Regions from separate parts of the Homo sapiens genome. Here region 2 is linked to region 1. Evidence: read pairs that join two places in POLR2A ChIA-PET (ENCODE). Cell type or tissue: Panc1. All regions are shown on one strand. Each heading gives the region's core, and the rest is flanking DNA. Links, peaks and the distances in the headings are about the cores only. Region 1 has its middle 20 kb from the start of SCGB1A1. Region 2 overlaps AHNAK (AHNAK nucleoprotein).

Region 1 (2,898 bases), core at 317-2,816:
GCTGCTGGCTGGTGACCATGAGGAGGGCCAGGGCTCAGAAAAGGAACGGCTCACTCTGGTTGGTATGGTTAATAAAATAATAGCTAACATTTACCGACGGCTTATGAAGGGGCAGGCACACTTCTGAGAACTTTCCAGTTGTTAATCAATCCTCATAACAACCCTCTCAGAGAGGTTACTACTGTTCCCCCTGTGAGGACCTTTGAGGGAGGAAAGGCATTTCTGGAGAGGGAATTGGGTGTGCAAAGGCCTGGGGAGCCCCTCATATCCTGGGGGGCAGTGGGGGACCCGGCCTACAGCCAGGAGGGGCTGGCCTATGGGGCCTTGAAAGTCGGCCAAGGGGTTTAGACTGGATCCAGGCAGCAGGAGGAATCCCTGGAGCCCCCTGCGTGACCTCATTCTGGAGGATGGGTGGGATAGCGCTTCTGGGAGGGGCTGTGATGGACTGGTGTGGGTGGAGAGTTCAGGGAAGGAGGTGGGATTTCCTTATTCTTGGGTCTTCATCCTTGAGCACAGGCCCAGCTGCCACCCTAGTGGCCGCCACGGGCAGCCTCGATGCTGAGATGGGCTCAAAAGCCAGGCTGTGTGTGGTATGGGGTCTCAGAGCCCAGGCAGGGCCAGGGTGGCACCAAATGGCCTGCAGCTTAGTCCTGATGCTGCTTGTGCCCTAGCCCTCACAGGTAGCTCTCCAGGGGCCAACTGTACCCCATCCTGGGAGCTGACCCCAGGAAGGTCAGGGCAGTGCTGCCCGCTGGGTCCTAGAGGTGCCTGGAACATCTTGCTCACACCAGCAGGACACTCATGCCTTCCCCATCTGAGCCCGCTGCAGGCAGACCCTGGCCAGGGGCTGGCTGAGTTGGGGAGGGGGCAGGAGGGCCGTAGCCATGGTGGTTAGAGACAGGAGCAGTGTTGGTACCCTTTCTCTCAAATAAAATGAAGCCCCTTGCCAGGGAGGCCACTGTAGAGCTGGCACGAAGGAGGCTTCCTGTCTGAAGGAGCTGGTGCAGACACACCGGTGGGGCACCCGGCAGAACAACAGCAGAAGATCTGCAATCACACGAACTGGCTGCCTGTTCTCTACACGAGTCCAAGTGAGAACTCTGGGCTGGGAATGCTAAGGAGGCGAGTGTGGGGAGAATTCTCAGTTCTGCAGGGTGCCTTGCCCTGAGTCCTGACCCTTTGTGCTTGAGAGCAGTGGACAAATATGTTGGAAGTTCTTTTTTTTTGAGTTGGAGTTTTGTTCTTGTCGCCCAGGCTGGAGTGCAGTGGCATGATCCTGGCTCACTTCAACCTCTGCCTCCCGGGTTCAAGCAATTCTCCTGCCTCAGTCTCCTGAGTAGCTGGGACTACAGGCATGTGCCACCACGCCCAGTTAATTTTGTATTTTAGTAGACACGGGGTTTTGCACCACCACGTCCAGCTAATTCTGTATTTTTAGTAGACACGGGGTTTCACCATGTTGGCCAGGTTGGTCTTCAACTCCTAACCTCAGGTCATCTGCCTGTCTTGGCCTCCCAAAGAACTGAGATTACAGGCATGAGTCACTGCGCCTGGCCATATATTGGAATTTCTAGGGAAGACAGGGAAAGGGCTTGGGGAAAGTGATGGACTTTTAGTCATGAGGCATCCAGGGTGTGATATTTGTGCCAAAGCCAGAGATAAGACAACAAAGATGGCCCGGAAGATTGTGAGGCCTGACAGAGAAAGGCCAGATCTGGGGTGAGGTCACCGGGGAGACATGCCGGCCTGCAATGAGCCGCCGCCGCTAGCGGGAGTGGGCCCAGGGGAGGGGCGGGGAGCAGATGGGAGGAGGAGGGGAACTGGCCTTGGTGTTTCTTACTTTTAAAAAAGATGAAATACTTGGTGTCTGCAAAGAAAGTTGGGAGAATTTGGGGGTTCGAGCCCCCGGGGATCTTCACTGGGTAGCCAGGGAATGTGGTTCTATGCCCGAGGTAAATGTTCCTGGATTTGGTGTGAGTGGCCTCCACCTGGGGTAATTTGTAAACACTTCTGAAAGTGGCCCTTTGGCCAACAAGCACGTGGGGTAGCTCTGGCTCCTAGCTGTGTGGGAAAGGCTGAGGTGAGGGGAGCTGGGAAGGGAGCACACACGCTTTTTGTATGAGGGGAAGTGACCTGGGAAGAGGCCGCTGAGGAAGGGTGGGGGCAGGTCCTTTCCTGGTGGTGGCGCAGGGTGGACTTGCTCCCCACCTGCTCTTCTCACTCCAAGTCACCCTTTGCCAAACTTCTGGGTGGGGCCTTGTGCTTTGGCACAACCCATATTTCCCTTTCCAAACCCTCCCCAGCCCACAGGCCAGCGCTGCATGGCTCCTGCGGTGGCAGGGTGTCGACATTTCTGTTTGAAATGGTCGGCCTGGCCCCCAGCGCCTGTGGTGGTGTTCAGCCAGGTGCTTCCCTCACTCAACGAGGGGCAGCCTGACAAGCAGAAGATGCGACGCCGAGGGGCCCGGGGCCCTAACTACCCAGCAAGCAGTGCCAGTAAGAAAGGTGCTGGATTTGAACAATTCTGCTAAAAAGACAATTTTTGAGAAAACTGGGGAAATTTGAATATTGACCAAATATTAGGTAAGGTGAACATTTCTTGGCAAGCAATGGTGGAGAGTGTTAACTGAAACATACATGGCATGGTCTCACTTTTGAAAAAATAATTATGCATATACACACCCAGAAAAAGATCTGCAAGAATATACAGTAAGATTTTAATAGTGATATTCACTGGCTGATAGGAAATTTTTCCCGTGGTTTTTTTTTTTTTTTTTTGAGACGGAGTTTGATTCTTGTTGTCCAGGCTGGAGTGCAATGGCGTGATCTTGGCTCACCACAGTCTCCACCTTCCGGGTTCAAGTGATTCTCCTGCCTCAGCCTCTCCAGTAGCTGCGA
Region 2 (2,898 bases), core at 223-2,722, 140 kb before region 1:
ATACTTTCCGGATGTAAACGGCTGTAGGCGGGGCTTTGGCTTAGGTTCCCCATGACTTATAGTGTCCCCCACACCATTTCAATTGGTGGCTGCTGCCGCCATTTTGTGCTGTGGCTGTAGTCCGTGGCCCTATGCAGAGTCCTGCCTGGTGTCTTTCTAGGGCACCTGCAGATGACAGCTCACCTTGTGGCTGGAGGGCGAATTTATTACTAAATGCTTGCACCTATAAGGGCCTGGCTCAGGGCCTGGTGTGGCAGCCGGGAGGCCTGAACTCACTGTGGGCCAAGGTGGGCTCAGCTGGGCTCTAACCTCTGGGGCTTGGGCGGTGCCTGGTGGGGCCGGGGCCTCCTTTGTTCAGGCAGCTGCCTGTGGCAGGGCTCCCAGAGCTGCCAGCTGGTGAGGCACCCCCCTGGTCCTGGGTACTGGGTGAGACTGGGTGGCCCAAGTCTCTGTCTCTGAGGGAGGTGGAACACTGACATTCCTGCTTGGAGGCAGACTCTGAGGAGGCTCCCACCTGTTACAAGCAGCAGACCTGGGGTGGAGTAGGCAAAAGACTTACAGACTCGGTCGGCCGGGTGCGGTGGTCACGCCCGTAATCCCAGCACTTTGGGAGGCCAAGGCGGGTGGATCACAGGGTCAGGAGTTCAAGACAAGCCTGGCTAAGATGGTGAAACCCCATCTCTACTAAAAATACAAAAAATTAGCCGGGCATGGTGGCGGGCGCCTGTAATCCCAGCTACTCGGGAGGCTGAGGCAGGAGAATTGCTTGAACCTGGGAGGGGGAGGTTGCAGTGAGCTGAGATCGTGCCATTGCACACCAGCCTGGGCTACAAAGTGAGATTCCGTCTCAAAAAAAAAAAAAAGGAGTTACAGACTCGGGTCCAAGCCCAGCATAGTTGTGCTCTCATGTGTACCCCGGGTAAGCTGTTCTCTCAGAGACTCAGTCTCTGTCTGTGAAATTGGCACAGTAACATCTCCCTCTTGAAGCTGTGGTTGAGAATGTGGGTAGATGCTGGGCGTGGTGGCTCCTGCTTATAGTCCCAGCACTTTGGGATTGTTTGAGCCCAGGAGTTCCGGACCAGCCTGGGCAACATGGCAAAACCCCATCTCTCCAAAAATACAAAAATTAGCCAGTTGTGGAGGCACGTGGCTGTGGTCCGAGCTACTTGGGTGGGTGAGGCAGGAGGATCACTTGAGCCCAGGAGGTCGAGGCTGCAGTGAGTCGTGATTGCGCCCCTGCACTCCAGCCTGTGTGACAGAGCCAGACCCTGTCTCAAAAAAATAAAAAGAGGCCAGGTGCGGTGGCTCACGCCTGTAATCCCAGCACTTTGGGAGGCCGAGGCGGGCGGATCATGCGGTCAGGAGATCGAGATCATCCTGGCTAACACAGTGAAACCCCATCTCTACTAAAAATACAAAAAATTAGCCGGGTGTGGTGCATGGTGGCGGGCGCCTGTAGTCCCAGCTACTCGGGAGGCTGAGGCAGGAGACTGGCGTGAACCCGGGAGGTGGAGCTTGCAGCGAGCCGAGATCCGCTATTGCACTCCAGCCTGGGCAACAGAACGAGACTCTGTCTCAAAAAAAAAAAAATAAATAAAATAAATAAAATACATAAATAAAAAGAATGTGGCAAGAGTGTGCATGTGAAGCGGCTCCTGCCGGCCAGTGCTCTATTTTTTCTCCTTTATTGCCTCCATTTTCACAGATGAGGAAATGGAGGTTCAGAAAACTGAAGTGTCTTGGCCAGGGTCCCACAGCTAGAAGGAGGCAGAGCCAGGATCTGACTGCAAGTCTGGCTCCTCTGAAGCCCCTTTCTGCTATGCCGGGCTGGAGAGTCATGGACGAGTGGAATTGACGGCGGTGGTGGGGGTCGGGTTCTGAGCTGGCCTGGGTAGCAGAGGACCTGGCTATCCCTTGGGTAGAGACTTGGAGCAAGCAGACTGCCGACCGGAGTGCGAGCATCATCGTGAACTTTTCCCTAGGTTGTGACCGAGATTCCCGACGAGAGAGACTGAGGGGAAGAGAGGAAGGAGGGGCGGGCTCCTGGCAAGGCATTCGCTCCTGAGCGGAATCCTGCAAAGGTCAGTAGGTGGGAGAGGCAGAGAGAGGCGGAGGTGACGGGATGTGGGGAGGGTGGGCCCTGTGTGGATGGGAGGCTGGGGCCGTGGGGGACAGGGATGAAGGGCCAGCTACCTCCGGGTCCAGTTGCCTCTGCTGTCTCCTTTCCATCTTCTTTGCTGTGCCTTGGGAGAACTTCCACAGTGGAAGGACGTGAGACGAATTACCCCACCCCCAACACCTCACCTGGCAGGTGAGCCAGCTGCAGGGGCAGGTGCATTGCTGAGGGCCCCACTCCCTGGAGTTCACAGCGCCAGAGATTGCTAGCTTTCCCATGCCCTCATGTCCTCCCACCCCCACTGACCCCAGTTCCATTTCCTCACCTCATTCCAGATGGAGAAGGAGGAGACAACCCGGGAGCTGCTGCTGCCCAACTGGCAGGGTAGTGGCTCCCACGGGCTGACCATCGCCCAGAGGGACGACGGCGTCTTTGTGCAGGAGGTGACGCAGAACTCCCCTGCGGCCCGCACTGGGGTGGTCAAGGAGGGTGAGTCACCCCAGGGTGTGGACTGGGTGCTGGTGGTTGGGGGGTCGGTGGGGGTGTTGGAGGGAAGGGCAGGGAGCAGGCAGAAGTGGGTGAGTGGCTGTCGAGGGCCCATTCCCAGTGGCATCAGGGTGGTTGGTACCCAAGCCCTGCCCTCCCTTGGCCACTCTGTGTCTGTCACTTGTGGTCCTCAGGGGAGGCAGCTGTGTGGGGTAGTGGACACCTGGTCCTCAGATCTGACTCCACCACCCACTAGCTCTGCAGATTTGGGCAAATGAGTTGGCCTTTTTTTTTTT

The links. Peaks named below come from ENCODE experiments on the same cell type or tissue, not always from the same donor. Only the 100,000 strongest peaks of a DNase experiment are listed, where the experiment ranks them.
Region 2: POLR2A ChIA-PET joins it to region 1 with 6 read pairs; 18 of 35 experiments call an interaction of 5 or more read pairs at or near these places.

Annotation. Positions count from the first base shown.
Region 1 is chr11:62,397,545-62,400,442 of GRCh38, reverse strand. It overlaps a transcript of ASRGL1 not described here. Among named protein-coding and RNA genes, the nearest start is that of SCGB1A1, 20 kb to the left of the region's middle. RefSeq lists enhancers at 1,545-2,189, 2,857-2,898. In Panc1, for the core only: no CTCF peak of the experiment used is centred there; no DNase peak of the experiment used is centred there; H3K27ac peaks cover 2,325 bases.
Region 2 is chr11:62,535,652-62,538,549 of GRCh38, reverse strand. It overlaps AHNAK (AHNAK nucleoprotein), which reads left to right. Exons shown (of 5, transcript NM_001620.3): 2 at 1,983-2,081; 3 at 2,452-2,605. The coding sequence starts at 2,452. Among named protein-coding and RNA genes, the nearest start is that of AHNAK, 9.7 kb to the left of the region's middle. RefSeq lists an enhancer at 2,027-2,898. In Panc1, for the core only: no CTCF peak of the experiment used is centred there; no DNase peak of the experiment used is centred there; H3K27ac peaks cover 626 bases.